3 separate regions of the Homo sapiens genome follow, and all the other regions are linked to region 2. A link is a contact called in ENCODE Hi-C or POLR2A ChIA-PET data. All regions are on one chromosome and are shown on one strand. The core of a region is the stretch at or near the end of the contact, and the rest is flanking DNA. Distances in the headings are between cores, read along the strand shown. Region 1 holds the start of KCNC4 (potassium voltage-gated channel subfamily C member 4). Region 2 has its middle 29 kb from the start of KCNA2. Region 3 has its middle 25 kb from the start of KCNC4.

Region 1 (2,700 bases), core at 8-2,507, 420 kb before region 2:
TTGTCTTGTTTTTCTCAGTTGAGCTAGGTACTGCCTGATCTGGAACTGGGAAGGTGCACAGGTGTCCAGGGCAGGTGTGTCATTCACCTTTCATTTCTGCCTCAAGATCTCTTTACATCATCCAGACAGGCATGGAGGCTGCCTGAAGCTGTAAAAAAGAAAAAAAAACCCAATGGGGATTAATATGAAGATGTAAAATAGGTTCTGGACTTAACAAAAACAAATGAATCTGGAAATTGCTCTTGGGATAGGGCCAGTAAAGTCCTGTTGGTGCCTACGTTTTGGGTATGGCAGCTTCTCAATCACTTAGCAAACAGGTTCTCAGAGGCAGGCACTGTGGGAGCTATCAAGATGAAAAAGCACAATGCCGCCTGCAGGAGCTCAGGGTTAGGGAGGGGAGAGGAGACATATACACAGGCAAAGTCAAATTGTAATGGGTAGAATAAGAGTAGAAACAGGAAGGGGTCATGAGGCAGGACACGGGCATTTCCTATGTGGACCCCAGAGCAATGACGAGCAAAGGCTTTAACTAATGACTTTTCAGGGCCACCCACCCACTCCACATCCATAAAACATTTCGCGATGAACACAGCCAGAGCTACGGTTTCCTTCCATCCGGCACAAGAAGCGCTTCTCTGCCCAAGGCCACCCCGTCCTCCATTCCATCGCGGGGACTTTGGTGGCTGGGACAGAGGCGGAGAGCATCAAGACCATGGGTGTCTTGGGCTACGTTGGGCCTCCGAGGCGCAGGATGCGGGGCGGGGTGGTCAGAAGGCCCCAACACGGTCCCTGGGAAAGGAGAGGGCAGCCTGATCCTCGCGACAGCGTCTCTACCCTCTTTCTTCCTTGGCCTTCCGTCAGCCGCAGTGAAACGGCAACAGTGCGACCAGCTTGGCGGGGAGGGGGCGAGGGACGAAGCAAGAAGAGCCGGGCGGAGGTTAGAGGTCAGGGGTCGAGAGCGCTTCGGTGTCAGCGGGCTGCGGTGGGAGGAGCTGCGGGCCCGGGGGAGGCGCGGAGCAGGGCTGAGGGGGGCGGGAGGGGTTGCCGGCGGAAGCGCGCAGGGGCGGCGCGCTGGGCTGGGCACTGGCGGCGAGGAGGTGACGCGCTTGGTTGGGGCTCGGCTCCGGGGAGGAAGACTGCGCTCGGTCGCCAGGGCCTGCAGTGAGTCGGATCGGCCCCGCGCTGCGCCGCGCCCCGCCCACCCCGCCCCGCGAAGGGCGCGTCTGGGCGAGGCGGGGCCCCGGAGGAAAAGGCGCCACTGGGGCGTGGCGGCCGCTGCCAGCGCCGGAGGGAGACCATGAGCCCCTAGGGCCCCAGCCCACCGGCGCCGAGGCGCCCCCTCCCCTATGCCACCTCGCGCCCGCCCCCTGCCGCGCGCGAGCCAAGGCCGGCGCCCCGCCCGGAGATGGGCAGACGCGTAGATGGCGTGGCTCCCAGCGCCGCCAGATCGCAGGAACCAGGCGCCGGGGCGTTGCGCTGAGGCTCCCTCTCCGCGCGGCCCGGGAAGCCTGCAGGTGTCCTTGGCCGCTCGGCCGCCGCCCCCGGTACACCTTCGCCAGTGCCCAGAGCCCGGCTCCCCAGAGCGGCCCCGCCCCCCAGGCTCGGCGCCGCGCAGGACGCCCCGTCTGAGGCACCCCCGCCCCAGCGCGGCCCCCGCAGCGCTGCGCCCGGTCCGGCGCAGCTCCCAGCCGCGGACGCAGGACCCGAGGCTCGCTCCTGCGGGCGCGCTTGTTTTCCAGCTGCCGCCTCGCCCTGCGCAGCCCCCGCCCGCCCGGCCGCCGCTCTCTGCTCTGCCCCGCCTGCCTTCCTCGCCCGGCGCTGGATTTATGAATGGGGGGAAGAGGCCACATGCCGCCGCCGCCGCCTCGTGTTGACCGCAAGCAGCCCGGGCCCACGGAGCTCCGGCTGCCGTGAGAGTGTCGGCCTGGCCCCGGCAGCCGCTCGGAGGACTTGTTGCTGCTGCGCTGCCGCCGCTGCGGGGAAGCCGGCTATTCCGGGGCTTGGTGCGGTCTTGGAGCCGGAGGGTGGCCCGTGTGAGCGCGAGCGCCCCGGACCTTCGCGGTGCGCGTGGACTGTGCGCTTCCTCGTCTTTGGTCGGGGTGAAGGCGGGGGCGTGTCCCCGGCCCAGAGCGTTTGTGTGTCCCGTCGTAGCGGGGGACCGCGTGTGTGCTTGCTTCTACTTCCCCGGGTCCTCCCTCTCTGCGCCTCCCTCTCTCCGGAGCTTCCTGCCCTAACCCCAACCACCTGTGTACCGGAGAAATCCAACTCCTCCCGCTCCGCGTCCTAGGGGGATAGGCAGGGGCAAGCCCAAGCCGCAGAGGGGGCCGCCACCGCCTCCTGCCTCCTCTTCGTCTCCTCCCCCTCCCCCGTCTGACGCTGCCTCCTCGGGAAGGGTGTTTGGAGGGCAGCGGCCGCCCCAAGCCGGAGCCCCGCAGCGCTTCTTATGATCAGCTCGGTGTGTGTCTCCTCCTACCGCGGGCGCAAGTCGGGGAACAAGCCTCCGTCCAAAACATGTCTGAAGGAGGAGATGGCCAAGGGCGAGGCGTCGGAGAAGATCATCATCAACGTGGGCGGCACGCGACATGAGACCTACCGCAGCACCCTGCGCACCCTACCGGGAACCCGCCTCGCCTGGCTGGCCGACCCCGACGGCGGGGGCCGGCCCGAGACCGATGGCGGCGGTGTGGGTAGCAGCGGCAG
Region 2 (2,859 bases), core at 232-2,731:
GCAATGCCTAAGGGTTCTGGGCTACTGGACTGGTGGGAGTGCTGACAGCAGGACACTGATAGGCTGGGGAGAGAAGACAGTGCTCAAGGGTGGAAGGTATCAAAAACATGCCAGAGACCATGCATATGGGATTCAGAAGCAAGAAACTTGAAGGCAGAGAGGTGAGAGTGGGATGTTTGAGTTTAAAATTCCCAAGGAGTGCAAGTCCCGTCAAAGTTCAGGATGTGGCCTTGAGTGGGGTCCCCAAGCAGAGTCAGGGTGTAGGAGCCTGGAGAGGAAAAGGTCAAAGGTTTTGGTCCCCAGGATTCTGGATGTCAGGGTGATAACTGAATTTGAGGGGAAGCCTGGGAGCCAGGTGCCAAGGCCTTTGATGGCTGAGGAGGGAATGGGTGGGCAGCTCTGAGAGGGGGTCTTGTCGTGTTCTAGATAATGAAAGATGAGCAGGGGATGCCTCAAAAGGCCACTGGATGTAATCCAGCCCTAGGCCAGCTGGACTTGGGTGACTTGCCTGAGGACAGGCAGCAAAAAAGTGGCTGAGACAAAATAAAAATTAACTTTATGTCTGTAATCACTTACTCTTCCAACCCTTATGGACTGCCGGTCTGTACAGATGTTCTGGTTCACTAAAAGCTTGGTTGACAAGACTTTTTATTCTCCTGAATTTGTAGTACATATTCACCATGTGACCTTGGGAAATGCATGTCATATTCTACCAGCCTCAGTTTCCCCCTCTGAATGCCAAGAGGCTGACCAGAGTGGCAAGTTTTCAGCCTTGTCAGGTGGACCCCAGCGATTCAGTGAAAGAGGCTAAAGGTACCTGGGTGGTGTTGCAGAGCTGGGGGGTGGGAAGATTACAGGGAATCTGCAGGGGATCAGTTCCTGGCCCCACCTTGGTCTCCAGCTGAGCAGCTACCCTTGAATCTGCCAGAATTCTAGACTTCTGCATGAGATTTTGTTTGGAAAGAGGATTCTGCTGCCTAAAACTGTGAAAAATCATGATCTTGCCTAGCCCTGACACTGCGTGAGCCTGTTGCCTTCCTGTACTGGAGGGTGTATCCTTGGCAGTGTGTCCCTTCTGCTTGCCCCAGTCAATTTTAATGCCTAAGCACTTGGCAGGAACATGGGTAGTGCCAGGACCTCTGTAATGCACTTGGCAATGAGCTGATGCTCTTTAGTGGTAGTTGTGACGCCTCTCAGAAATCTGACTTTACTAAAGTGGTATTGATGGGCCAAGGGCTTGGGTGCTCCTCAGTGACCTTGATGATGAATTACATCTGGGATCCAGTGAGTGGAACAGACAGGTTCTTTAGCTGAGGAACAAAGCCCAGGCCTGTTCTTCATCACTTAGCACCAGCTGGGATCCCTTGTTGCCAGGCTGGCAGCTGTGAGGGATCACTTGGCCACCAGGAAGACTTCCCAGCTGGGACTGTTCTGAAGATTTGTGCCAGAGAAACTACATCTGTGAGTCACTGCTCAGGGGAAAACCCAGCTGCTCGGCTCAGCTCCAGCCCCAGTGGCCCCGGGGAAGGACCAGAAGGCAGAGCGAGAATAAAAGATAGGCTGCTTTGCTTTTCTCAGTTTCCATAGCAGGTTACCGTATTTGCAGTTCTTCATTTCATGAGGGAAGTTGAGAGTGGGACTGGAATCAAAAGAGGTACTCAGATGGTGAAGCCCATAGCTGTTGGGTGTGGAGGTTTTGGCTAAGCCACCAGGGATACTTCTCTGACCCTCTGGATCCTTACTTTGACTCATCGCCCTTTTTTTTTTTTTTTTTCTGATCCACAGGTGGCTACAGCCAGGTTCATAGTCTGGCACATGGCATTTTCTGGACAGTGAGAATCAGGAAATGGGGGTGAATCTTAGAGTGGGTCTGATGAATCGTGGGAAAATCTCTCAACATTGAGACAGAGATACTGGAAGGAGCTTGAGATTTGTTTTATAAGAAGAGGGATTCTTGGTGTCATGGCTGTCTTCTCAGAAGGGAAGATCGGTCAGGTGTGGGCCTGAAAACCATGGGTGTTAAAGGGCTGACCCTGGAACAGTCCCTGCAAGGATAGGGGTGGACCATCAGGACAATGATGGGAAAGTGCTGGTGTTTGGGATGTCACTTCCCACAAATTGACAATCACTGCAGAGGCCAAGAAGCCTCCCACTGGGTTTGGGGGGTCAGTATCTCTTCAATTAAACTAAGGCAAATTCTTAGCTGCCAAGGAGGCCAGGTGACTTTGGGTTCTAGTCTCAGATGAGTCCTAGTGGGCTAGAAGCCTGCTTTGCTCTGCTTGACACAGACCAGACATGATGGGTAGGACTTAGTTCCACAGTGGATGTGGGGAGTCCTGTGAGCTGGTGGGAGTGTGTCTGGAGCGTGCCTAGAATCATGGGGCCTGCATGGTAAAGGTCCTGCAACCAAGCCAAAATGGGGATGCTTATGGGGCTGGGGATGTTTAGCCTAGAAAAGGGCATAGGAGGCTAGTGTTTTTTGAATCCCTGTTGCTCTAGATGACAGAACTGAGGCCAATAGATGGAGATAATAGGAAGAAAAATTGTGACTCACCAGAGATAAAGCTAGCTGATATTTTAAGACAGTAAAGTCTAATGGTTAAGATCTTGGACTCTAGAGTAGAGTCACAATGGGCACCACCCTGAATCCTGCTCACAGATGTGGGTCTGCAACCCACTTGGTGTTGGCCTGCTCTGCCCTGGGATTTAAAAAACTTGCATCAGTCATCAGCACAAATTGGGAGATTATGCTTACAAATCTATATGGATAGCCTCTTTTTAAAAATCGGAGGATCTGATCACCCAAGTTCCTACTCTCTCATGTAACAATAAATGGTACGTGGGTGGCAGCTGCCTCTT
Region 3 (2,808 bases), core at 286-2,785, 400 kb before region 2:
CGTTTGTGCAGGGGGCCTCCCCTCCTCCCTGCAATTGTACCAGTTCTAAATGGGCCAAGACCCTGGGGACGCCAAAGTTATTGGCTGGATGGCTGATGAACTGAGGCCAACTAGAGACTGGTGGCACAACTGGGGACCACTTAGGGATGGAGAGTGAACACATCCTGGGCCTGGATAGGACGGGGAGATGGTGAGTGATGGTCAGACGTGGCCCTTGGCTCTCACTGTTGTTATCCCTCTCACGTTCACATAGGGGCACACGCAGGGCCAGCTTCATGGGTGTGCAACCTGTGCAGCCACTCAGAAGGGCCCCATGCTGGGTTTAATGCTTGGCTGTCACCATCATGAAATTAATAATGGTTGAACAGGGGCCCTGCGTTTCCATCTTGCACCAGGCTCTGGCGGGTCTGGTTGCCTGCTTGCCTCTCCTTATTCTTGTCTTACTCCTCACTCTTACTCTGGGCATCTGTGTAGGACCATAGGGGCCTCAATTCAAAGTCTTGCTTTGCTGCTTGCTAGCTGGGTGACTTGGGGGTGACTCACCGAAATGGTTTCCCTGTTTGTTAGGGAATAATGATGGCCCCTGTTTCAGAGACAGAGTGAAGAGCCTGGCCTGGTGTCATGTGTCTACCTGTGATATGACATATAGTAGCGGCACAGTGTCAGCTCCCTCCCTGCCCTGTTCCTGTCACTCTCAGACTTTTCTCCACAGACTTCTGAGATCTCCGTGTCCAGCTGCACCAAGAAAGGACAAGAACACACCCGGGAGCTGTCTTGGGCAGTGTAGAACAGCAGGGTGAGGACGGAATGGCCGAGGAGAGGGAAGAAGCCAGGGGAAGCCTGTTCCTGAAGTGTAAGGAAAGATCGGGCTTGGAGCCTGGGCCAGCCGAGGCAAGGGGGTGGCAGGCAGCCAGTGTCAATTAAAGATAAAATTTCTCCTCCGGTAGTGGAGGGCAAACAGTGGCTGTGGCCCCCCTAGACAGGAGAAAGCCATTTGCAGCCAGGCTGGCCTTGGAAAAGCTTGGCCAGGCGATAATGGGACGGGATGCGCTGCTGACTCCATAATGATATTACGCATCAGGGCCCACGGCCAAAGTGGCTGTTTTTTCTGTAGATCGATGTGGAACCATTTCATGGTCAGGGGCTGAGAACCCAGCCAGCAGCAGGGGTACTAGATGCCAGAGTGGTCCTGAGGGGACTGAAGGGGTGGCAACTGGGGTCCCCAGTGACCGTTTCAGGCTGCTGGAAGAGGAGGGGGCAGTGTGCAGGAGGGTGGAGGGGTGGACGAGAGAAGCAGCAGACTGCCCCTCCTCCCCACCTCACAGAAACAGCAGGCCGTGCTGTCAAGGAAGAAAGGGCTCTGGCTTCCTCCTGTTCCCCAAAGCTGGAGTCGAGCCCAAGGTAGGGAGCTGGTTAAAAGAACAGGACATTGTTTAAAAGAATAAGACAGACTTTTGAAGTCAGGCAGACTTGGGTTTGAGTCCTGACTCCATCACTTCCTTGTTGTGTGACCCTGGGCAAGTTACTCAGCCTCTGTGAACGTCTATTTCCTCATCTTTTAAATGTAGTATCTGCCTGAGGCCGTGTCTCTCTCATTGAGCCATGAGGAGAAATGAGTCGGCGCCTGTAAAGCCTCGCGCACAGTGCCTAGCACATAACCATTGCTAGAGGGAGAGGGGAGTATTTTGGGGCAACTCACTCCAGTAACAGATGACCAGTTTGGTTTGATGACCTCACTTTTCAGTGAATCAGCCTCATTTCACTGAAGTCCTTAGTCCTTATCTCCTTGTGAAGGAATAAGAGGGGATGATTATACCTAACAGCGAACATTTATTGAGTGCTGGGCAGTACATTTCATGCTTATAAAGATGCATTCCAAGATTGATGTTATCCTTACCTTTGTTTTACGAGGAGAAAACCAACACAACAATGTCAGGTCATTTCTCCAAAGTCACACAGCCATTAAGTAGCAAAGCTGGGATTCAAACTCAGTCTGGCTCTGTGGGTCCAATGCTTAGCCACTCTCTGAACTGAGTGGGGCTTGTGAGTCATAACCTCCAGTGTAGGAGTTTGTGCTTTTAGTGTTATTTCCTTAACTGCAATTGATTCTCATAGCAAAGGTATTGTTTTCCCCTTTTACAGATAAGAAACCAAGGCTTGGAGAAGTGAATCATTAAACTCACTCTCCCTTTTACGTGTATGTACCCCACCCCACACACACATAAAGCGAGGAGGAATGTCCTCTTGGGATTCATTCATTAATTAGCAGCAGGCAACACCCAGCTCAGTGACTGCTTGGTTCCTTCCCTCTGCGACCCCACTGGAGTTTTATTCTCTGACGCACAGAAGTGGGTAAGTGGGGGTAGGACTGCTCTGGAACCCAAGTTACATGAGGAGTGGCTCAAGCTGGAGAAGTCTTGGAAACCTGATCCCAACTACCAGGTGTTTAAAGGGTACCTGTGGGGAAGTGGGTTTAGATTCTTCTCTGATTGCAGAGAGCAGATCCGGAAATAATAGGTGGAAATGTTAGGAGGGCAGATTGGGTTTAAATTTTAAAAAATCTTTTTTTAATGAAATTTTTGATTTGTAATTTTTGTGGGTACATAGTAGGTATATATAAGAACCTTATTTTCTGTTGTTTCCCTTGCTATTATAAATTTATTACTGCCAGTCATGGTGGCTCATGCCTGTAATCCTAACACTTTGGGAAGCTGAGGAGAGTGGATTGCTTGAGGCCAGAAGTTTGAGACCAGCCTGGATAACATAGTGAGACCCCATCTCTACACAAAAAAAAAGAAAAAGAAAAAT

What was found. A loop is a pair of places that touch in the nucleus more often than their neighbours do. ChIA-PET counts read pairs that join two places held with the same protein, here RNA polymerase II (POLR2A). Pooled maps may share reads with other maps.
Region 1: a pooled map shows a loop between it and region 2 (4-fold over the local background). The contact joins the promoter of KCNC4 here to the enhancer-like site in region 2. A Hi-C loop is called at or near these places in 1 of 168 maps with a recorded cell type or tissue (mesothelial cell of epicardium) and 6 of 50 pooled maps. POLR2A ChIA-PET finds 5 or more read pairs at or near these places in 1 of 52 experiments (activated CD4-positive, alpha-beta T cell).
Region 3: a loop to region 2 is called in a pooled map, with 7 times the contacts of the local background. The contact joins two enhancer-like sites. A Hi-C loop is called at or near these places in 1 of 168 maps with a recorded cell type or tissue (mesothelial cell of epicardium) and 7 of 50 pooled maps. POLR2A ChIA-PET finds 5 or more read pairs at or near these places in 1 of 52 experiments (activated T-cell).

Annotation. Positions count from the first base shown.
Region 1 is chr1:110,209,057-110,211,756 of GRCh38, forward strand. KCNC4 (potassium voltage-gated channel subfamily C member 4) reads left to right here and starts at 1,258. Exons shown (of 4, transcript NM_001039574.3): 1 at 1,258-2,700. The coding sequence starts at 2,444. KCNC4-DT (KCNC4 divergent transcript) reads right to left here and starts at 931. Exons shown (of 2, transcript NR_046546.1): 1 at 555-931; 2 at 1-148. RefSeq lists a silencer at 938-1,617.
Region 2 is chr1:110,633,455-110,636,313 of GRCh38, forward strand. No RefSeq gene overlaps it. Among named protein-coding and RNA genes, the nearest start is that of KCNA2, 29 kb to the left of the region's middle. RefSeq lists an enhancer at 1,279-1,468. Within about 2 kb of position 1,482, at least 14 of the 41 ENCODE cell types and tissues checked have a DNase peak (open chromatin) inside an H3K27ac peak, as active enhancers do.
Region 3 is chr1:110,234,361-110,237,168 of GRCh38, forward strand. It overlaps a transcript of KCNC4 not described here. Among named protein-coding and RNA genes, the nearest start is that of KCNC4, 25 kb to the left of the region's middle. RefSeq lists enhancers at 562-1,062, 1,063-1,563 and a silencer at 2,075-2,184. Within about 2 kb of position 1,536, at least 14 of the 41 ENCODE cell types and tissues checked have a DNase peak (open chromatin) inside an H3K27ac peak, as active enhancers do.